2 separate regions of the Mus musculus genome follow, and region 1 is linked to region 2. A link is a loop called in an ENCODE intact Hi-C map of the cell type or tissue named here. Cell type or tissue: left cerebral cortex. All regions are shown on one strand. Each heading gives the region's core, and the rest is flanking DNA. Links, peaks and the distances in the headings are about the cores only. Region 1 holds the start of Gm35940 (a long non-coding RNA gene). Region 2 has its middle 17 kb from the start of Gm36227.

Evidence for each region. Peaks named below come from ENCODE experiments on the same cell type or tissue, not always from the same donor. Only the 100,000 strongest peaks of a DNase experiment are listed, where the experiment ranks them.
Region 1: a loop joins it to region 2, with 2.2 times the contacts of the local background. A loop is called at or near these places in 3 of 42 quality-filtered maps.

Annotation. Positions count from the first base shown.
Region 1 is chr9:41,799,146-41,810,518 of GRCm38, forward strand. Gm35940 (a long non-coding RNA gene) reads left to right here and starts at 6,489. Exons shown (of 3, transcript XR_379298.3): 1 at 6,489-6,737. LOC115486408 (a long non-coding RNA gene) reads right to left here and starts at 6,538. Exons shown (of 2, transcript XR_870663.1): 1 at 6,418-6,538; 2 at 4,014-4,831. In left cerebral cortex, for the core only: no CTCF peak of the experiment used is centred there; DNase peaks (open chromatin) are centred at 4,735, 6,009, 9,111 and 9,817.
Region 2 is chr9:41,930,936-41,942,308 of GRCm38, forward strand. No RefSeq gene overlaps it. Among named protein-coding and RNA genes, the nearest start is that of Gm36227, 17 kb to the left of the region's middle. In left cerebral cortex, for the core only: no CTCF peak of the experiment used is centred there; DNase peaks (open chromatin) are centred at 1,481, 4,626, 5,369, 5,848 and 1 more place; H3K4me3 peaks cover 1,191 bases; H3K27ac peaks cover 928 bases.

The DNA of each region.
Region 1 (11,373 bases), core at 2,359-10,358, 130 kb before region 2:
GTACCCCTAAGTAACCTATCAATTTGGTGGGCTTTCTAACCAGACATGATAGTTTGGAGAAAATGGGTTCCCAGATGCTCAGAGGAAGTGACACTATTAGGTATGGCCTTGTTAAAGTTGTGACTTTGTTAGAGGAAGTACGCCACTTGGTCTTTGAGGTTCCAGAAGCTCACGCTAGGCCCAGTATATCACTTTTTCTTTCTGCTGTCTCCCATTATGATACAGAACTCTCAGCTCCTTCTCCAACACCATGTCTGCCTACATGCTGTTGTGCTTCCCACCCTGACAATAAAGGACTAAACTTCTGAAATGATAAGTCAGTTCTAATGAAATGGTTTTTTTAAATAAGAGTTTCAGTGGTCATGGTGTCTTTTCACAGCAATAGAAACCATAAGATACCACACATCAGGGACATTCTTCACAGAATTAAATTGAATCCTAACATTTGCACAATATAACAACAACCTGAATAGCCAAAGCCATAATAAGCAAAGACAGCAAAGCAGGAGGCATTACTCTATTTGACTTTAACATTTATATAATAAAGCTAGAGTCATCAAAAGAACCTGGTATGGAACTAAGACAGAAACATACATAATTGGAACAGAACAGGAAATTAGAAGTAAACCTATCACATAGATCCACCTGGTTTTCTGCAAAGACAACAAGGGCACATGTTGAAGAAAGAATAGCCTTTTTGTTTAAGTGGTATGAGAGAATTGTGTACTCATACAGAGAATAAGACTGGACACCTACCTCTCAGGGGTGAAACTTAAGACTTAAGGCTGCTTGGAGGAAATAGAGGAACAGCAACAGGGCATTAGAATGTGTGAAGGTTTTCTGGGCAAGATCCCTGAAGCATTAGAACCAGAAACAAAAATGGGAGAATGGGATTACATCCAGCTTAAAGTTTCCACACTGCCAGCAGTCACCAGCATGTAGAGGCAACTTCAGAATGAAGAAAAAACTTGCAAACCATTTACCTGACAATCAAGATCCAGAATATCTAAGGACTCCAATAATTCAGGGGAAAAATGCAAACTAACCCACTTAAAAGTGTAACTTTCTAAGCATATGCCAATGGCCAACAAGTATATATAAAGAAAGGCTCAATATTACTACTCATTGTGGAAATACAAATCAAACCACAGTAAAAAAAAAATAGCCATTATATAAGTGGCTTTTTAAAAACATGCATTGGTGTTTTGCCTGCATGTATGCCTTTGTGAGGGTCCCCTAGAACTGGAATTATAGACAGTTGTGAGCTGCCGAATGGGTGTTGGGAATTGAACTTGGGTCCTCTGGAATAGCAGCCAATGCTCTTAACCACTGAGCCATCTCTCCATCCCACTATTACTTAAAAACAAAAGCTAATAAGTATTAGTAAAGATGTGGAGGAAGAATATTTGCATACTTGAGGAAAACACAAATTACAAGAATTATGGTTAATAGCATGGACTCCCCACCCCACCCCCAAAAAATGAGTATATGATCTGTTAGTTCTACTCCTGACTAATGGCCCAAGGAAATGAAATCAGGATATGAGCAAGACAACGTCATACCTATGTTGTCTGAAACATTATTAACCATAAACAAGATGGAAATAAAGTGGGGCTTGGTGGCGCATGCCTTTAATCCCAACACTTGGGAGGCAGAAGAAGGCTGATTTCTGAGTTTGAGGCCAGCCTGGTCTACAGAGTGAGTTCCAGGACAGCCAGGGCTACACAGAGAAACCCTGTCTTGAAAAAAACAAAAGAAAAAAAAAGAAAGAAAGAAAGAAAGAAAGAAAGAAAGAAAGAAAGAAAGAAAGAAAGAAAGAAAGAAAGAAAGAAAGAAAGAAAGGAAGAAAGGAAGAAAGGAAGAAAGGAAGAAAGGAACAAAGGAAGAAAGAAAGAAAGAAAGAAAGAAAGAAAGAAAGAAAGAAAGAAAGAAAGAAAAAATGGAGAATGGTTGATTAATTGGTACTAAGTCACATTTAGATGAGTGTAAGTTCTTGTTTGCACAGTACGTACTATTATTGCACAGTAGGGTGACTAGGAGAAATAATTTTGAATTATCATGATGAAATAACAAACCTATGTATATTTCAAACATGCATGGCTTCTAATTAGCATTGCTACATTATATATGATTTTTAAAGTAAACATTTAAAAATATGATTTTCAAACCTATCTGTTCTTGTGCATTGTTATATACAAAAATTATCTCTTCCTTGAACTCATTTGGAAACTACTTCAGCCTAAGGCTTATGGGTTGGGGAGGTAGGAAACTCCTTCATCTACAGCAAATCATCTAACATCTGCACGTTGAAGTCGTGGAGGGAGAGGAAGAAGAAAGAAGGGCTAAAATGTGAAGAAACATGGCTGAAAAGTCTCATATTTAGCAAACTACACAAACCTGTGACTCAATAAGTTGCATGAACGCCAAACAAAATAAATACAAAGCACTCTTGTCAAGACATATCGTAATCAATCATCTGAAACCTAAACACAAAGAAAAATCTGGGGATTAGAGAGAGACTGTGCATTACTAGCAAGAGAAAAACAATTTAAACAACAGCAAATTTCTCCTACAAAATCCTGGAAGCCACAAGGAAACACAAGCTCAGAGAGAAGAGCTGGCATTCAAGAACCCCAGTAAAATACCCTGCAGGAAGAAAAAGGAAAGACCGCCTTAGGTGAATGAAAGCAAGGGGAATCTGTGGTCAGTAGCATCACTGAGAGACCAGCTGATGAAGTTCTTCTTATAAGAGTGGAGGGAAATTTCAGAATCTGGAATGAAGGAGGAGCGCCCTGGGTGGTAACACATAGGTGTTAGACTGTCCCCACCACTGGACTGTACAGTATCATTTTATATATAAAAACAAAATAATAACCTTTTCACAAAGTTACCAATGTACTAGTTAAGCTGACTGTACTGTAAGAGGGAGATGGGAATGGAAGCTGAGGATTTAGGCAATCACAATTTGAGGTAGACTATTTGAAGTGGAAAAATGCTGATAGCAATTAATTGAGGGAAAAGCAACAGTGGATGCCTATTGTAATCCCTAGAGTAGACATCACAAACTATGAAAAATGTGTATAAAAATAAATAGAAACTCATTTCTAAAAATGGGTTGAATACATGAAAATGGGGAAATGGAAGAATGAACAGGAAAGCATAGGGCATAAACGAAAATAATATTAAACCAAAAATGTCAAAAGAGTCAATCCTAATAGGTGTGTAAATTTAGAAGTAAATCGTATAGCTCTGGGGATGCTGCTCAGTGGTAGAGCACTTGCCTAGCAAGTCCAAGGACTTGACTTCCATTCCCAGCACCAAATGCATGTAGATTTATACAGATACCAACCAAAAGCTAAAATAGCAAAATAGGTTAGAAGAAAGAAAACATCCTCAATCCAAGGGCATGCTCGTCACCACAAAAACCAAAACCAACAACAACAACAGAACCAAAAAAACAAAAAAGCAAAAAACTAAAAACCCAACACCCAAAACCAAAACCAAATAACAACAACAGCAAAACAAAACAAAACACCAAAAAAACCTAAAAACCCAACACCTTTAAACATAATTATATTAGGAGATTAAAAAAATAATGACAGGGCCTGGGAAGTGACACTTGAGCAAGCATAAGGACCAGGGTCGGGATCTCCAAGTCCCGGTGCTAGGTAAGCATCGAAATCTACCATCATAATTCCAGCCTCCTCAAAGACGATCCAGAGCAAGCTTACTAACAAGACTAGCCAGGCAAGCTCTGGGTTGGAGTGAGAGACATCTTACTGATTAAGGTAGAAGACCAATGGAAGACTGTCCCCATATCAATCCCAGACCTCCATACACATCCACATGCATATACACCCACCACCCCATAGTCATACACTCATGTAAACATGCATTCACATACACTCACCACACACACACACACACACACACACACACACACATGCACATGCACAGGCGCGCGTGCATGAAAAAAGAAAAGAAAATTAAGTAAAATATCAAGCAAACGCTAATCAAAAGAAGGCTAAAATAGCTTTATTAGTATCAATCAAGATAGAATTCAAATCAAAGAAAATTGCTAGATTCAATGAAGGACATTATACATTCATAAAATGACCAATTCCTAATGGTGATAAAGCAAGCTTAAACGTGGCTGCATTGCAAAAACAGACCTGCCTGCAGATTATAGTGGCTGTGCTTTTAATTAGTCAAGAAGCAATAAAGTCCTCAGTGTCCACAATGCTACAAAAACAAAAACTAACTCAAAATCAATCACACATAAGTATGAAAACTTAGAGGACCGTTTTCAAACGCTGGAAGTTGGGCATGGTGCCTCCCTTCTGTAATCACAGTACCTGAGAAGCTAAGAAGGATTGCCTTACATCTCAGGCCAGCCTGAACTAATCAGTGAGATAGCCTGGGCTACAGCAGGAGATGTTGTCCCAGGAAACAAACAAATGCACACAGTTCGTTCTTTGTTTTAGATGTTATAAAGTTATGATATTACAATAGTTACATAGGATGAATATAATCTTATTTTAAGATGAGAAAAACTGAAGTTCAAAGAACTGATTTTCCTGAGTCCTAGAGCTGGTGAATATTACAAACGAGATTCGACTGAGGACTTCCTGGGGCAGACACAATGGCTTTTTCTTTCTTACGATGATGACTTCTTCTATAGACTTCATTTCCCAGCTTCCTTTGTAACTGCACCTGGCCACGTGACAAGTTGTTATCCAATGAAGCGTTAGCATTTTACTGCAGACTTGGTCTTACTGGGATGCATTATGTCTCCCTCCTGCTTGCTGTTGACTAGGTGAGTCTTCTGCGACTAGAACAAAAGCATGGATCTCAGATCATTAAGCAGAAGCCAGAAGTTCCAGAAAGACATTAAAATAACACCGACTTGTATTGACTTATGAAGCTATCACTTTTTTTTTGAATGAATCATTTTGAGTCACTCTGCTGACTCCAAATGCATGTGGACTTCAAAGCTTCTTTTTTATTTATTTATTTTTTTTTACTATTATTTGTGTGATCTCTTAAGCACCATGATGTTGCACTTTGTGTGGTACACACACACTACAGCATACAGCATACCTTTTCAACTGTGTTCAAGCAATTCAGATTCATAACTCTCCTCAAGCCATGCAGTGTCTACTATACAGTGGAAATCCACCAGAATTATAAATGCATTAACTCACAAATGTGAGAATCGATATTTCAAATAATCTAGGAGACCAATGTGCACCCCGCACTGGCCTCCAGGTGCTACCCATCACTCGTGTCAGCACACCGGTGTCAGCTTTGAAGAATTGCATATTGACTTAGTATTGACCCCGGAAAAACAGAGCAGAGAGCGGAAGTTGCCTCAGAAAAAAAGAAAAAAAAAAACAAACTGCCAGGTTTGCTTCTGTTAGCCCAGCTCTGAAAGCGTCTAAAAGAGGGACATTTTAGCGTCTAAAAAGTGTCTATGTTCTCCTGCCTTGCCAGAAGTCCTGACATGAACCTTCAAGACATTACCCAAATCACACAAAAGCTCACTAACTCTCCTTCCAGCATTTACACACAAAACAGAAGAGGCTTCAGCCACCTAATCACTCACAGAGAAGCAAATTCCCCTCACTGTCTATGCGCCTGTGTAAAAAGGGGGTTGGGGTGGAGGGTGGCGTCAAATAAGCCTGTCCCAGTCCATCCAGCAAAAAGGCCACTGAGAAAAGCAAGCCTTGGCTTTTGGAGCCCACAGTGAGGCAGTTAGGGAAACGGCTCTGTGTGGAGGAGGAAGAGGAGACTGAGTTCTGGGATACAGGGTTGAAGGTCACGGCAGTCCTTTGGAAATTCCTATGGCATGTGAGCTCTTCAAAACCTCAGCTAATAGAATGTTTCTTTTTCAAAAGAAGGCAGATGTAGATAGGCACCCACATCTGGAAAGAAAAGGCACAAGGCTGTGCCAGGCACAGAATTAAGCTGGTATTTGTGTTTGTATCATGGCAATTGGCTTTGGCTTCTCGTTTTGCATAATCTCCTCTATGGAGAGGAGAGTAATTTCCCTTCAGTTCATAGCCTGATGCCTGCAGAGGACAGAGAGGAAGTCTCTGCATTTTATGAAAGAGAAAATCACCAGCGTCCCTTTTGTTCCCTTCGGCGGGATTTGGACGGATTACGTATACTTAAAAGGGAAGGCAGCTTTTAACCTTAAAAAAAAAAGTGGGAGAGGGAGAAAGAAAAGAAAAAGGTTGGGGTGGGGGGAGGGAGAAAGAAAACTCGCTGCATTAACACAGTGCATTGGCATGTTACTAAATCTAAGGCATTTTGAAGGATAATTTCTCAGACTTTATCCAAAACATGAAACAAATTCTTCAAGCATAAACTGCCAAGCTCATCGACTTGTTCAGATCCCCATAATGTGGGTCTCACCAAACTGCGCTCTGTGATTGGCTGTTTAACACTTCCAGGCTGGTGGAGGTGGTGGGCAAGGGATGTGCCGAGGGAGCTGCTCGACGAGCCTGGTGTGTTGGCCTCTCTCAGAAGATCAGACTTCTGGAATCGATTTGGGCCCAGAATTGCATTACCGAAGGAATGCGGACTATGTGCAAGCCTTGACGGCTTGTGAACCACACTTCCTGAAGCTGGCCACAAGCCAGCACCGAGACCATCAGCATCTTAAAAATGAATTCTTTATGAGACAAAGAACAAGCCACCCAATTTCTGAAATCACTGAAGTGGAAAGCTTGTCTGTAAGTAACCTAAAACTGGTCAACACTTAGACTCCTTTGTATTTTGAGTATATGGGAGGGATCAAATGTCACTCCCAAAATGCCTTTTCCTTTCCACAGGCAGGCATTGTGAGGCCCCGGGTAGCCTGGGATTATTATCTGACTGAAACTAAATTGCTCTGGTTAGACATCTGTTATTCTGTCGAAAATATTGCCAAATGACTGCACCAAAATCAGGCAAATAGGATGAAGTGTGTTAAGGAAGGGTAAGGGTCCTGTCTCTCCCAGTCTGGACATGATGAGGCGACTCTCCAGGAAGGATTTCCGAAACTCCACACAACGTGATTGCTGGAAGGGGTGTCTTACAGGCTCCTATAGGAACAGTAAGCTGTGCAGCCATGATTAGAAACAAAAGAGAGCATTCCAGCACAGACAAGAGATAGGATGCTGCTCAGAAGCCAAAGCCAGTAATGGTAGCTGTGGGTGTACATGGCACCACCACAGAAATGCCAGCTCAAGAGGATCGTGAGACCAGGCAGGACACAAGGAAAGTCATGAGGGGTTTAAGGCTGCATTCCTCTTATGGTTATGTATAGTTGATGCTCTGTGAGGCAACGAGTCGAGTCGTTTCTACCTGATATCCTTCAGGCTACATCATTTCTTTTGTCTCAGGTTTGAGTCCTTTCCTTCAAAGTCAAAGTTACAACACCCTAGAACTAACACGTGCTTTTGGCTCACAAAGGTCAATTCTGGCTCTCAAATTCAACCACCTCATAGAGTTCACCAGGCTAAATAGTTTGCCTTTCTTTGCAAAGAGAGAACTAAGTCTTCTGAAGTAAGAGATGCATAGAGACTTGTGGGTCCGATTCTGTCCTAAGTAACTCAACACGGATTGTCCAGCATTCTGCAGACAAGCCCAAGGCCTTCATTCTTCCTTCCTCATACCACGGGACCTTATAGCAGAGTTTCTTGAACACTTCCTACTCACTAGCCTCCTCCACTGGATGAAACATTTACATAACCCTAAGTATGTAAGTGTATAAGATAGATCTACAGATCAAATATATTTACTGATAAATCATAAAGAAAATTGTTTTAAAACAATTCTTTGTTATCCACATAATTGTAGCATTATTAAAGATGGAAGAAAACTGATGATATAAATGTGTCTCTTTATTTTTATATAAACAGTTAAATCATGCTCGAATAGTTGATACTATGGGATGTTCAGCATCTTCAATGTTTTTCAGAGTTGATCTATATTTTGACTTTATGATTATCAATGCTGAAAATCTGCTTCACAAAAACATATAGACTAAAGCAGAAATAAATTTAGGAGTATTTCAGAAACTGCTGGCAAATATCCAAATCCCAAGCCAAAATCCATTGGGTAACTTTTTATGAGACTGAAGGCAGCAACTCAAAAACCAAACATTCACACAGTACAATCCAGGGATACACAAACTTGATACAAACATGGTGAGAAACAATGCTCAAGAAACATTAAAAATCTTTATTTGCATGAATTAATTCATCATGTTTCCATAAGATCAGAAAATGTTGCTTGAGTATCAAAAACTCTGCAGTGCATAGCATGCAATAGCCTCAAATATGGAAGAGGTACTGCAGGCAGCCGTCGCTGGTGCTCGGTGGTGTGACACCCTGTGCAAGTATGACATTGTGTGCAAAGTGAATACGTTGTGTGTTTAGGACCAAGTCTGCAGTGAAGTCATGTGATACAGTACAGGCAAACTCTGCAAGAAACACCTCAGGTTCACCATAGGGTTGGTTTTAAATTAATTTTGATGGTTATGTGCTTGAGAGCCGTACATCACTGCTAAAATTTTCTGATCCCCACATTCAGCTACACCCATGTTTTAAGAAGCTAAAGGCCTGATGTGGTGGTTTGAAGAGACGGGTTTGAAGATCTTATATTTGAACGTGTAGACATCAAGGAGTGGCACTATTTGAAAGGATTAGGAGGTGTGGCCTAATTGAAGGAAGTGTGTCACTGGAGATGGGCCTAGTTGCTCTGTCTTCCTGCTGCCTGTGGATCCACACGTGAAGTTCATAGCTTCATTTCCAGCACCATGAATACCTGTGTGCTGTCATGCTTCTACCATGATAATGGATGAAACCTCTGAACTGTAATTTCAGTTAAGTGTGTGTGTGTGTGTGTGCATGTGTGTATACATGTGCATATATGAATGCCCATGGCCATCCTGTCTTTTCACAGCAATAGAGCACTAAGAAAGAAGACCATAATATTGAGGTTTTACCTTCAATGTAATTTTTCATGCCTACTTCTCACTGAATCACTATAAAGAAGCCAAAGAAAAATCTTCCTGAGCAGTGCCTGCCTTAATTTTCTTACTGTAAGAATCACACACCTACTCAGCCCATCTGTCATTATAGCAATGTTAAAAAGTGACATTCTTAAGGTGTAACAATGAAGATTTAAGTGAGGCCCATGTTTCCAAGTGAAGCCCTAATGTTTGATTCAGATCCAGTGATTTGAATCAAAATATTTCCATGGGAACCTGCAGCCAGCCTGAAATACTTACTCCCAAATTGAATAAATCTTTTTTTTAATAAGTTCTGGGTTTTGTTTGTTTATTTTTTATTTGCTCTCTAAACCAATACAATGAACTGAAAGACAGTTTTAAAAACAATACTGACACATGCAGATAAAAGCTGTCCTTTCTAAACAGTATTTAAACAATAAAATTAAATTTCTTTGAGCATCAATTCCCTGAGCTGTAGACAGTGTCTAGTACAATGGAGAACAAATGGATGAGTGAATGAATGAAAAAAAAACTTTGTTTAAATGAAAGATTTATAAGATCTGAAGAGAAAGCAGACTATGAAAGACTTTCAAAACTTGTGTTCAGTGGCCAGTGATGAACTGATCAATAAGAAAGAGCCAGAAATGGTAACACATGAAGCTGGGAAACTCACAAAGTCTATCTTAAGATAGCATTAAGAAGAATACTGAAGGAAGAAGTCAGCCTATTGGGTCAGAAGATCAGGGTCACCAGAATTGTTATCATAGACTACCACAAACTGATTCAACTAATTTTCCGCTGAGCAATGCATTCCAGGGCTTTTGAAAGTCCCCACACTTCACAGCATGCTTCCCCAGCAGGAAGGGCCCCTTAAACATAATTTGATTCAGTCCATGTGTTTAGAAGAAAAAGGCAAAGACCCAAAGCAGTGGTGTAGCATGCCCGAGGTCACACAGTTATGTAGCCACCCACTCAATGTTCCTTCCAGGGCACCATGGTACCATGCTAAGAGTTCGTGGAAGGGATGGAAAGCCAGGATAGTGAAAAGCAGGATTCTAGACACAGAAGAGCTACTTAAGAAAGGATGGGCTCTAAGGATTCAGAGTGAGTGGGGAAAAACAGGAAAGAATGTAAAACATTGATGTAAAGGAGCCTCAAGACTCCCCGCAGAGCAAGAGGGACACAAGAACTTGGTTGATAAACATATGGAGAAGGAACATGGCTATAAATCCAGTTGGGACACTTCCTTTTCAAAGGATCTGTCCCAAACACAGCAATGTCACAGGAATGCAGGCTGCTTTGCTGTTGGCTGGAAGAAAGAGAAAGTGGCTTGAGCCACGCCTCATAGCAAGCATTTCCGAGTGAGATTCCATCATCCCAAGCGGTGCCAGAACCACCAAACCACCAAGGACCATGGGGAAATGACTGGCTACTCTGATCCAAGCAGAACCAAAGGATTGAGATGTTCCAGGAGTTGCTTTTAAAGAAAGTTTTCCCCTGCCCTACTGAGAAGAGAAAACCCATGAAGAAGGGAGAAATGGAGCTGTGTTACAATTCATCAGTAAAGCAGGAGAGCGAGAAAGGCAGGAACAAGGCGGCTTATATACTTTCCATAGCATGAAAACCTGTGGGCCTGGAAGGGAATGCAATGAGAACTTTTGACATAGACAGCCAAGATTTGGCTGCTGGACTGTTGGAATAGCTGCAGACACAGGGAAGAGTGAAACATGCAGCCTCCTAAGGGCTGGCATAAGAACATAGCCCGGACAAGAAGACAGGCAGCCAAAAGCCTAATTGCCTTAAAGTTCAGGTCGAGCCTGGAGACCCAGTGCTAGAACTTTGCCCAAATGAGGGAAATGGGGCTTCTGTCTAATGAACTCAATCAGGCAGATGGACCCTCTCACTTTCTACACTGTGTTCAGACTGTCGGAGATCAAGATAAACCACGGTCGCTCTGAAACAGTCCTTTCTCCTTTGCTCTGCCTGTCAATGGCCTCATAACCTTCAGACCTTTTTGAATGTTCTGTAGGAGCAAGCCGAGAATGATTGGACAACCAGTTGTTTTGTTCTGTTTTGTTTTTTGTTTTTAATGCATGTAGTGACTTCTTGAGGATTCTAATTAGGAGATGATAAACATGTAGGACCTTAGATCAAGTGTGTGAAGCATCAAGCCGCCTTCCATCACTACACTCTGCACACACACAAAGCAACAACTAAGGTGTTGAAAGAGACAATTGTGCCACACTGGCATGACTTTTATGTACATAAACTGACTATACCCTTAATTTCACCATTATATGGAAGGGGAAACTTAGAGATTAGAAGATTTAAATTCTTCCTTGGGTTATATAGTCATGCCAATCCGGTTTATC
Region 2 (11,373 bases), core at 1,436-9,435:
CTGAAAGGACTGGTGGCACTCACCAGACACAGGAGAAAAACAGATGACAGCCTTAGTGTACTGTACATAAGAGAAATGAATTTGGCTTAGCATGGCATGCTAGGGTGATGTGCACATGCAGAAAAAATGAAGATGTGAGAACGTTAAACACAACGTGACCGCAATTGCATCTGCATTTTCAAGTAATTGAGGATAAGTATAGAAATACTTTTGAGACCTGTATACTAACAACTACTGTGCAAAAGCATTGTTGAGAGAAACTAGAGAAAGCTCAAATGCCAACATGTGCCTTGCTCATGGATGAAACTGGAATGTTAATATAAAAGTCTCTCTCAAATGAATCTCTATTATCAAAATAATTTAATTGAAAATATTAATTATTGATGGGTTTGATAAATTAATTAATGTTGTACTTTTATTCTATGTGTGAGTAGTAGTATGTATGTATGTATGTATGTATGTATGTATGTATGTATGTATGTATGTGTACCAGGTGCTTGCATGGTGTATGAAGAGGCCAGAAGAAGATGTCAGATCACCTGGAACTGGAATTACAGCAGGGTGTTAGCAGCCTGATGTGGGTGTTGGGAACTGAACCTGAGTTCTCTGAGAAAAACAGCAAGTGGTATTAAACGCAGAGCCATCTCTCCAGACCCTTGACCATCAAATTTAACTATTTACGTGGAAATACAAAGGATTGGCGATGCAGTAACATCGTTCTGGATAAAGCACAAGTTAGAGGACTATGCTGTCTGATCTTAGGATCACTAGAAAGCTTACTAAACATCAGGGTGTGGTGTTGGCGAGCAGACAGTGATCCAGTTTGGGGGTGGGAGTGGTGTTGGGATTCATCCACATGTAGTCAGTTGAGTTTTCAGCATTTTAGAAAGTTAACACACAGTTGAACTGCCAAGGATAAAAGCGGGAAAAATAATTTTAAACAATGATGCTAAAAAACAAAAACAAAAACAAAAAAAAAATGACTGGTTCCCTAGTAAAAAGAACTATAAGTCTCCACTTTCACTCCACGTTGAACATAGAAGGCAACTCAAGATGGGTCGTTATTTTCAACCCAAAGTTTATAGCTATAAAGCCCCTGGAAGGAAGTGGAAGAAGAAAACGTATCCAAAGGATAAAAATTCCATACAAATTAAAATCGTCTGTTCTGCTCCTTGAAAGATACTGTTAAGGAAATAAAAAAAGGAAAGCTATAAATCAGGATGGAGGAGGGCAAAGTGTTGTTTTATTGAGATTTGTATCCAAAGTGAAAAGCTTTTACATCTTGGCAATGAAGGATGAAGAGGAGCAGGAAGAGAAACAGGAAGAGGAACAAAGTAGCAGCCAACATAGACACCCAGCAGATGGAGGTATGACCAGTGTGCACAGGAAAAGATCACCTCATTAGTAAATGTGGAAATGAAAGTTAAATGCACAATGAATCATCACTACATACGGGCTGAGTCTTGGCGAGTAGGCAGAATCACGGGAATGCTTATTTGATTCCATAGGAGAATAAAATGGGACTTCGGGAAAATGTGTTAGAGACACACTGATGTACACGAAGACCTAATGATGCCACACTTCCAATCTTACTCCACCCTTACACAGAGTCTCATACAGAAATGTTTGATGTTGACTTAACAGCCCCAAACTGGAGATAAACCAAATGCCTCTCTATAGTTAGATGACAGCATGGCATGGGCATTCTGGACAAATGAGTACTTCTCGATGCTGAAAAATCTCAAAAACCTTATGCCAAATAGAAATATTCCCCAAACAAATGGTACTGACCTCATGATTCTGTTTATGTGAAATTCTACAGCAGCCAGCACCATAGCAATGATTGTACTCATGAAGGGACAGAGGACAGACCAAGGGGTGCTGGGGACTTGCAAAGGGACACAGCAGATGACAGGAATGGTCATGTCTTTCTTTATTTTGGTAGTGCTTTGTAAGAGTACACACACTAATCAAAGTTCATCAAAATATACATCTAAATGAACTGTGTGTGTGCATGTGTGTGCAAGTGTGTATGTGTGTGTGTGTGTGTGTGTGTGTGTGTGTATGTACATGTAGAAGTCACAGATCAAACTCCCATGTCTTCTTCAAGTGTTTTGCCTATTTCTTTTCCTGAGACAGGCTTTCTCTATGAAGCCCTGGCTATCCTGGAACTCACTATGTAGAGCAGGCTGGCCTCGAACTCACAGAGATCCATTGGCCTCTGACTCCTGAGTGCTGGGATTGGAGGTGTGCACCACCATACCTAGCTTCTGCCTTATTTTCTTGAGATGTGCTCTCTCCCTAGCCCTGGAACTCACCCATTTAGTGAGACTGAAAGAGCAGCGAGCTCCAGGATTCTCCTGTCTCCCCACCCCTGATTCCCACCCTAAGAGCTGTGATTTCGGACATGCACCGCTGTCCCCAGCTCTTGTCCTTGTTGGCTTTAAGGAATCAAACTCAGGAGCTCACGCTACTGTGGCAAACGCTTTACCAAATGAGCCGTCCTCCCAGACTTGCGTGAGTTCATTTCGTGCACATCACGGATATGTGACTCATATCTCAGTAACACTGACTTTAGATAATCAAAGGAGACGGTGTAAATTGGATTTAAACACTGACTTTGCCTTATTCCACATTTTTCTGTAGCAATAAATCTTGGTCATCAAAACATTTGGTGGCACACGGTTGGAAGACATTCTGATGCTGACAAATGTTTCAGTATCTACCATGCCCTAGGCATTTGTGACCATGACAAAGAAAGCACCACGTCCTGTTCTTAGGGCGCAGTGCTTTAAGGGAGCCGGTGTTTGTTATTGAGCAGTACAGTCTGCGCTCTTATGGGGAAAGGGTCTGAGCAGCCCCGAGATCCTCTGAAAGGGAGCTTGGCTGAGTCCAAATGAGAAAGAAGGGAACTTTGGGATGGATGTACCCAGCGGAAGGGTGTGTATCACATTACAAAGCCGCTGTAGAAGAGGGAAACATTTTTTTCAAGGAAATGAAGGAAATTTAGTGTGCTGAAGCCCTAAGAAAAATGAGACAGAGTATGAAAGGCAGGAAGCCAGGTCCAGGCCACCGAGGAGCCCTAAGCAGGAGCTGCACGTACTGATCTGAGGCTGCTTGAGAAAACTGGCATCTTGTCCTCGGCTGCTGGCAGTGGGGAAGGGAGAGGGGGACCTCTGAAACATACGTGGCAACAGCCAAAGTTCTTCATGACTGATCGGGGGTGAAGGATAGGGCATCCACCATGTGTCCAAAATGGCAGTCAAACTTCTGGCCTGGACAACTCTTCTGACAAAAGCATTCTTTATTTAAAGAGTAGTAATACCGCCAAGAAGTGAAACAGAAGGACGGAGAAGATGAGGGATCTATGACTCCACCTTACTGGGGGGCTGTAGGCAATAATAGTGGGGCTCATCAAAACCTACAAGAGGATGAGAAGTCAAAAGCAAAAACATGAGGAGGAAGCGGGGCCCAGAACAGAGCCCAGGGGGAAACCAACTTTTAAAATCTCAATTTCTCTGTCTCTGTCTGATTCTGCCTCTCTCTGTCTCTCCGTGTGTGTGTGTGTGTGTGTGTGTGTGTGTGTGTGTGTGTGTGTGTGTGTGTATGTGTGTGCATAATGTCATTTTGGTGTGTGTGTTCATGTGTTAGAATGCAGGCACACTTGTGGAGTTAAAGGAAAACCTTGCGTTGTTAGTTTGTTTGGGACAGGGTCATTTGCTCGATGCTCTGTGTGACAGGGCTCATGAGCTTTCCCGGGAATTCTTCTATCTCAGATCCTCATCTTGCAGTGGGGGCACTGAGGTCAGACACATACCCACTGAGCCATCACTCCTGCTCAGAAAACCAACTCTTAAAGCCTAGCCAGAAGAATCCTGTCCCAGGAAGGACAATAAGGACAAGGAACCAGGCTGGGGGGGAGGGGGGAGGGGGGATTCAGAAACAAGTTATACTACAGAGGCCCCGGGTGGTGTGGGGACATAAACCTTCGAGGTAGGAATATCACCCCAACCCAGGGTTGCTGCCCAGTACCAAGGAGGGTATCATGCTGGCACTGGCATGACTGAGTTCTGTGGAAGCCATACCCCACCCCACCCCTGCATACCTGCAACACCTCCCTCTGTCACTAACAATGACATTGGGGAGGAGACAGGATCCCACAGCTTTAGACCTCCCTGCCCAAGAAAGATGCAACAGAAGACCCCGCTGTGGGGCTCCTTCCCCTGGTGACTTTTTCACTGAGCTGAACGACCACCTGTTTCTCCCAAATATCAGAGCATCATCCAAATTCTCTGCACTGTGCGCTGGGATGCTTTCGAGCCTGGGTCTCTTTCTTGGATCCCAGGAAAACAGGCTGAAACCCTGGTAGGTAGATAAAAAGACACGGATTGCCTAGAGCCCCTCAGGCCACTCGGTGATTCCTCCCGCACCCGCCATGGCAGCAGTTGAGCAAGAACATTAGTGTAACCTGTGTGGGGGAGTGACTATGAGCTTACCGACTCTACCTCCTTCCGAAGAGCAAGCTCCCACAAACCCTTTTCCCTCCTCCACCTAGTCCCTTCGCTGGCATGGTTCTCTTTCCTACGCAGAATTTATGCAGTTACTCGCTTTCACAAGCACCCAGGCAGGCTGTCTGGAGGCACCACCTGCTGCCAAGGCTATGGCTGAGGAGATCAGCAAACACTATCAGGGAGCCAGGCACCCAGTGGACCTATTTTCTGCTCCTTCAGCCAAGCACCCCCTGTAGCCGACTCCTGGGGCCCTTGCCAGATCCTGCCACGCATAGATCCTGCAGGGGAGAGCAAGAGACTGAGCACAGGGTCTTCCCTGGCTGCGCCCCTGCACGTGCACGCGGGCAGGTGTCCCTCCCCTCCCCCTTCGATTCCTGCGCAGGGCTGTGGTCCTTTGTGTCTGAGTCTCCTCGCGCGCGTCTGCTCTAGACTGGGTGGGGTGGGGGAAGCCGGAAGCGGCGTCTGGGACTTGAAAAATGCCTAGAAGGGTGGACCTTTCCATTCACAGCCCCGACCCCCTCCAGGGCCTCCATCCCCCTCCCCCATCATCCTCCTGCAAGCCCACACCACATCACCTCACCTCTCTTTCTCAGTTTCCTCTCCCCCACCCCCCGCCCCCGCCCAGGTCATCTGGATGTCATTGTCCCTGTGGTGGTTCCCCAGCTACGAGTTTGCATTCGCTGCCCCCACGTGTACGGAACTAAACGCACTAAAGCACCCCCACTCTGCATACCCTATACAACTTCACTTCCGGGGAAGACTCTCCAGGTACCTCATTCCCTGGCTCCATGATCCTCATAAAGAATGGCTTCTTTATCCCCAAAGAGTAATGAAAGGGGCCTAGGGGATATTTAACAAGAGCAGGGGGCACCGCCAGGAAGGGGACTACGTTTTTTTTGTGTTGAACAGTGGGTGGATGTGCTGCCTTGTGAGGCTTGGGCCAATTTCGTCCTTTCCTTAAGAATATAGGAGAGCAGTCTAATTCCCCTCCGCTCCTCTAAACGCAGACTTGGGAGGGGTGTGTGTGGACGGCTATACAGTGAACCCCATTAAAATGTTTTCCTTTTATTTAGCTTCAAAAGCTGTTACTTCATTCGATAACAGCATATATATATATATATATATATATATATATATATATATATATATGTATGTATGTATGCTGAAAAAGATCAGCAAAAACCTAGGACATTGTTGCTTTAAGAATCTAGACGAAAACACCTTAAATGAACTCTGCAGCAGACAGTTGAAGGGGGAAAAAAAAAAGCCCTTCTCTGGCCCTTGCTGCTTTTTGCCATTATTCATGATGTAATTTTTCAGGTGTTAGTTTGGCAGAGAAAGATTGGAACTGGGCTTGTTGCTAGGACATGAATGAAGAAGAGGAATCTCATTGGTTCCCCAGTACTTGTCTGGAGCCAATGAGATGGAAGGGGATGGAGTTGGGAGGGAGGCCACCAGGAAAAAAAAACAGAGAGAGAGAGAGAGAGAGAGAGAGAGAGAGAGAGAGAGAGAGAGAGAGAGAGGGAGGGAGGGAGGGAGGGAGGGAGGGAGGGAGGGAGGGAGGGAGGGAGGGAGGGAGGGAGGGAGGGAGAGAGAGAGAGAGAGAGAGAGAGAGAGAGAGAGAGAGAGAGGGAGGGAGGGAGGGAGGGAGGGAGGGAGGGAGAGAGAGAGAGAGAGAGAGAGGGAGGGAGGGAGGGAGGGAGGGAGAGAGAGAGAGAGAGAGAGAGAGAGAGAGAGAGAGGAGAGAGAGAGAGAGAGAGAGAGAGAGAGAGAGAGAGAGAGAGAGAGAGAGAGAGAGAGAGAGAACACTTCGGCCAGACTATTAATGCTTTGCTATGTTAAAATGAAGTGGAATACTGTGAAGGTGGGGTATTTTAGAGTATCTTAGGGTGTGGATGGTCAGTGGTGCCCAATGGACCAAGGCTGAAAAAATAAGCATTTAAGAGGCAGCTTTGTGTCGACTACCCTGGGTTTTTCTAATAATTCATTGTCATTGCCAGTCTGGAGCAAGATGCAAGCAAGGCCTCCTATGTTTAACACCCTTAACCCGCTGCCACACACCGTCTGGGGTCTGCAATGATGCTAAAGCTGGAGGCAGGAATGCTGGTGCACAGGCGCTGGGATTTTTCCTCTAGTCTTGACTAAGTGAACCCCAAATAACCTTCTGCTGTGTAAGTGAACCGGCTCTTGGTGTGAACTGGGACTCAACATGTTATCTGCCCAAGGCATTGGAACAGGCTCCCATCACACATTGCCATGGGCATCTCAGTGGGTAACAAGATCTGGCCCAGCCAAACCCCCAGTTCCAATGCCTTCCACATGGCCGAACACTGCAGCAAAGAATGTCACTGGGTTTCCTGACCAGCGGTATAAAATGGTCACCCACTTAAGCATTTTGAGCCCCAGGCTCCTGGCTAGCACAGTAAGTGACTCTGGGTGCCAATCATGCCTGGTTGCTTGATTTTGAGCAGTTCTTTGCAAGTAGGGAGGAAGAGGTGTACTGAGCCTGCAAGGCCCCGTCTTTTCCTCCGGGAGTTCTACAGGGCCTAACAAACACTGCTGCTTACCATCACCTATTGTCTGAGCTGCAGCTGTATCCCACACCTTTTTCTTTAATAACTGGGCAGGGCTTTGAGCTGAGTGATTTGAAACACACACAATAAATTGACTTCTATTGGGTTATAGACCAGGCTGGTTTATTTACACCCTGGAGGAGGCTCAACCTCTGCCAGATTCCTGACTTCAGAGATTTTGTGGCTGCCGTCCAGCAACATAAAAGGATTTTTCCTTGTAACCGGAGCACTTCCTAAAACCACAGGCAGTTTCAATCAATTACCATCTCTGGATGCAATACAAAAATTTTAAGGGACTCAAAAGGACCAGGACTGTTTTTGACCACAAGTCTTTCTGGATCCATAGCAGGAATTGATTTGATATTGATTTTTTTTCCTCCTTGTCTGTTCCTGGGTCCTCCCCTGTTGCTGCAGATTTAGGAGGATAGAGGGTGGTGCACGGATAGAAAACAGGAAGAGGTGAGACAAGAAAGATTTCTAAACAGGCCTTCTTTTTCTGTCAACCTAACAAAGCGGAGGCTCTGTTCACGTAGCTCCATGTGCGGACCCTAATTGTCACCCTTCAGGTGACAGGTACCATGTGAGCCTCAGTTCAAAGCCAAAGTCAAAGCTGAATAAACCTGATTTCAGACAGCCGGCATTTCAAAATAAAAGTTTGCAGCCTGAGCCTCAAATGGAAGTCTTCCTGCAGTCTCCAGGAGTCTGATAGAGTGCAGCACGGGGCAGGCTGCACACACCATTGTTCTCAGTTCTCATAAAACCCAACTCCCTGGCAGAGTTAGCGGTCCTGTCCTAACTGAGCAGAGCCCCCAGGACCGGGGCCAGGGGTGTAACATGCAAAGAAAAGATGCCACAGGCTGCAAGGGGAAGTTCAAAGCCATGCAGCTGCCAAGGAGAGGAAGGGGAGTCTTAAAGGAAAGAAGGGAGTCCCTCTATGTTTCAATGTGTAGATGAATTGGGTATTATTTTATATTTAATGGAGGAACTGGCTGACAATCCTAAGACCTAAACTCTCTTTAGTGAATTTAAACATGAAGAGAAGGATATGGCTTGCTTGGTAGAGTGCTTGCCAAGCAGGGGTGAAGCCTGGGTTCCATCTCAAACCACCTCACAAACTGGATGTAGTGCACCAGCCGGGAAGTCTAGCAATGGGAAGGTGGGAGGGAAAGATTCTGAAGTTCAAGGCCATCCTCAGCTACCCAGCAAGTCCGAGGTCAGACTGAACGACATGAAGCAGTCAGTCTCTAAAGGGTCAGTCAGTAAGGAGAAGAGCCCTGAAGCCAGTCGAACAAGCAGTTAAGCCACACAGGTTCATTCCAAGCCAGCGCCAACGCCCAGCCTCTAAACATCCAATGTGTGTGTCATTAACGCTGCTGTATAAAAGCATTGTCCTTCCTTCATGCAAAAAAAAAAAAAAAAAAAACTTACAGAATCCCACACAGATGAAGAGGTCTGCTTAGTGATGCCTAGAGAGCCTGGGCCAGGACCAAACTGGGACACTGCATTTAAGCGAGGAAGGGAGCCTTCACCAACAGTCTTCAGAAATGGCCACATTTGCATTGCCACTGTGTGAACTACAAGCTAATTATGCTTTGTTGTAAGGGAAGCAAATTATACTGATTGTACAATAAAAGCTATTGTCGGTCCCATCATGACTCTGAAAGATGCAAAAATATTGACTGGCTCTAAATAGCATTTTACTTTTCTCCCTATAGACAGCAATTTTTAAGGCATGGAATGACCAAAGATGGCTCTGTTAAGCAGTCATTGGGCAAAAGTGTGTCAAGAGAAGCAGGAGGTATGAACAGGACAGATAGTGTCTGTGAGTGACCAAGGAAGAGTTTGTGTGTGTGTGTGTGTGTGTGTGTATTCTTAAAATTCCCCACAGTACCTACAACAACAATAATATAATGAAGCCCACTGACATCTCTCAAAAGAAGGTGATTAATTAAAGTAATTAGGCTCCACTGAATTATTAAAATATGAAGTCTTCTGCAGGATGACCAAAAAAAAAAAAGCGCCAGACCATTTTTGCTGTTCAAAAATTAAAACCATATTCTGGTTCATTAGCTAAGACGGGAACTCACACGTTTTAGCCTACAATCTTATTCACAGATGCGTAAGTGTCTAATATTTCACACCTTTGTAATGGCTCTTATATAAAAAAAAAAAGAAAAGAAAAGAGAGGAAAAGAAAGAGAAACAACATCCTGACTTCAATTATTTCATCACTCACAGAGAAAAGGAGAGCTTTTGAAAGAAAGGCAAGGAGTCTGTGGGGTTTGTTTTGAAAATGTCCTCAGGCTTTGAAAGGACAGGTGTGTCGGGCACAGGACTAGACTCAGGCTGGGGACAGGGAAGGACAAAGAGGCATTGCTCAAAACATTCCTCAGTTGTCTTTGCTAAATGAAGCTGACTGATGCCTGATTTAGAAACCCTAGCCATATCGCAGGGCCCCATCTAACCCTCTCTCTGAAACCTACGCCTTTCAGACATAGCTATCTGCTTCCAAGTCAAGTTCTCACTTGGCTTAACCCTGCCTGGAGCACACTTGATTACTTAATGGCCCGTGGCCTCTTCTTCTGCTGTGCAGAGAACTGAGTTCCAACTCGTCTGCTTCGCTCTCCCAGAGTTCACCCTTGGCCCGGCACCAGCTATGGCTCCCCTGCTCTGAAACCTTCCACCTCCTCTTCTGCCTTCAGAGCAAATGGTCTTCGTGACCTTCTGGCATCGGCCCTCGCTGAATCCTCCAATGGGTGTTTAATGCACCCACTAGAGAAAACACCAATTCTGTCACACATTATCATGGCTTTGGGTCACTAAACTTGGCTTAGAAAAGGTCTGGACAAAAGACTATGAGCTAGTACACATGAAGGGTGCCTGGGCCTAGTATCTGCATGCTCCTTCAGATATCACTACCTTAGGATGGTTGTTTTTCTGTTTCATTTCATTTTCTGTTTTTTAATCATGTGCTCTGTGCCTCAAGCAAACTTCCCACTGTTTTGTTGACGCCTCTTCACCAATATGCCATTGTTCAAGAGCCTATCAAAACCTACCAATCCTTGCCTTCGCTGAAACAACATGGTCTACAAAACTCTTTCCCAGACTCAGCCCTGCTCATTGACTCCTAGAGCCCTGTGTTTTGCACTGAAGTTTTGAAAAGAGATGGAGGGTAGCGGCCACATCTCTCTTTGTATCCACCTCACGTTCATAGCAGAAACCGTTAGTGTCCGATATTATCCAACTTCCACTGCACGACCTTGGAGTCACGTGACTAGTTGAAATGGATGGACTGTGAACAGTGGTGACAGCTGAGAGACAATGTCCTTCATCCGGCCTTCTCTTCCCGTCTTTGACAACCAGGGAACTCACATTGGAAAGTTCAGATCTAAGATGGCATCCACGCCGTCCTTTGTAAGGGTTCCAAGTGACACATGGAACAAAGAAGTCCCAACAACCCTTGCTATGTGTGTTACCTGAGCAAGAAAGAAGCATTTTGTTGTACTAATGCTTTACATGTAGAGCTGTTACTTTAGTATAACCTTGTTTATACTGATGTAATAGCCAACTTTACAATAAAAACAAACAAAAAGCAAAACGAACAAACAAAAAGAGGACCACAGGACGTATCAAATATTCAAACCCTGAATAGGTGATATAAAAAAAAAACCTCAAGAGATGTATACTTTAAAAAAAAATAAAATAAAAAAGCAGAGTCTCTGACTGGCCTCACCAAAATAGACAAATAGGCTAGGCTTGCTAGCCAGTAAGACCTATAGGTCTACCCACCTCTGCCTTTGAATAACAGACTCTTTTATTAACGTGTATGATTATCTGTTTTGCCCAATCTAATTCCAAGCATTTGATTTTGACTATTTAACTATAGTGCAAACCCTTCAAGGGCTTTCTCAGTTGTTCACAGAGCCATCTCCAGCAGCTCTGAGCATGGATTTAGTCAGACCTGTTGGTTAGTAAAGAGTCATGCTTGGTTCAACGGTTCACTCTGTATTCAGTTTGTATCAGAGCTTTTGTTGTACAGTAACACCTCTCTTATAAAGAAGAAAGCATAATGAACATATTTCTAAACTTGAGTTTTAACGTTCCCCTCCCCTACCGACTCTAAAGATCCCAACAGACACCAAATAGGTAGTGATGGAGTTGAAGGCCTGTTCTCAGAGCAGTTTTCTGCCATCTTCATCCCAGATAGATGAACCAGGTGATGCATGCTACACACACCTTCTACCATCAGAGAAGCTCTTTCAATAGTCAGAACCTTAAAACCTTAAAATT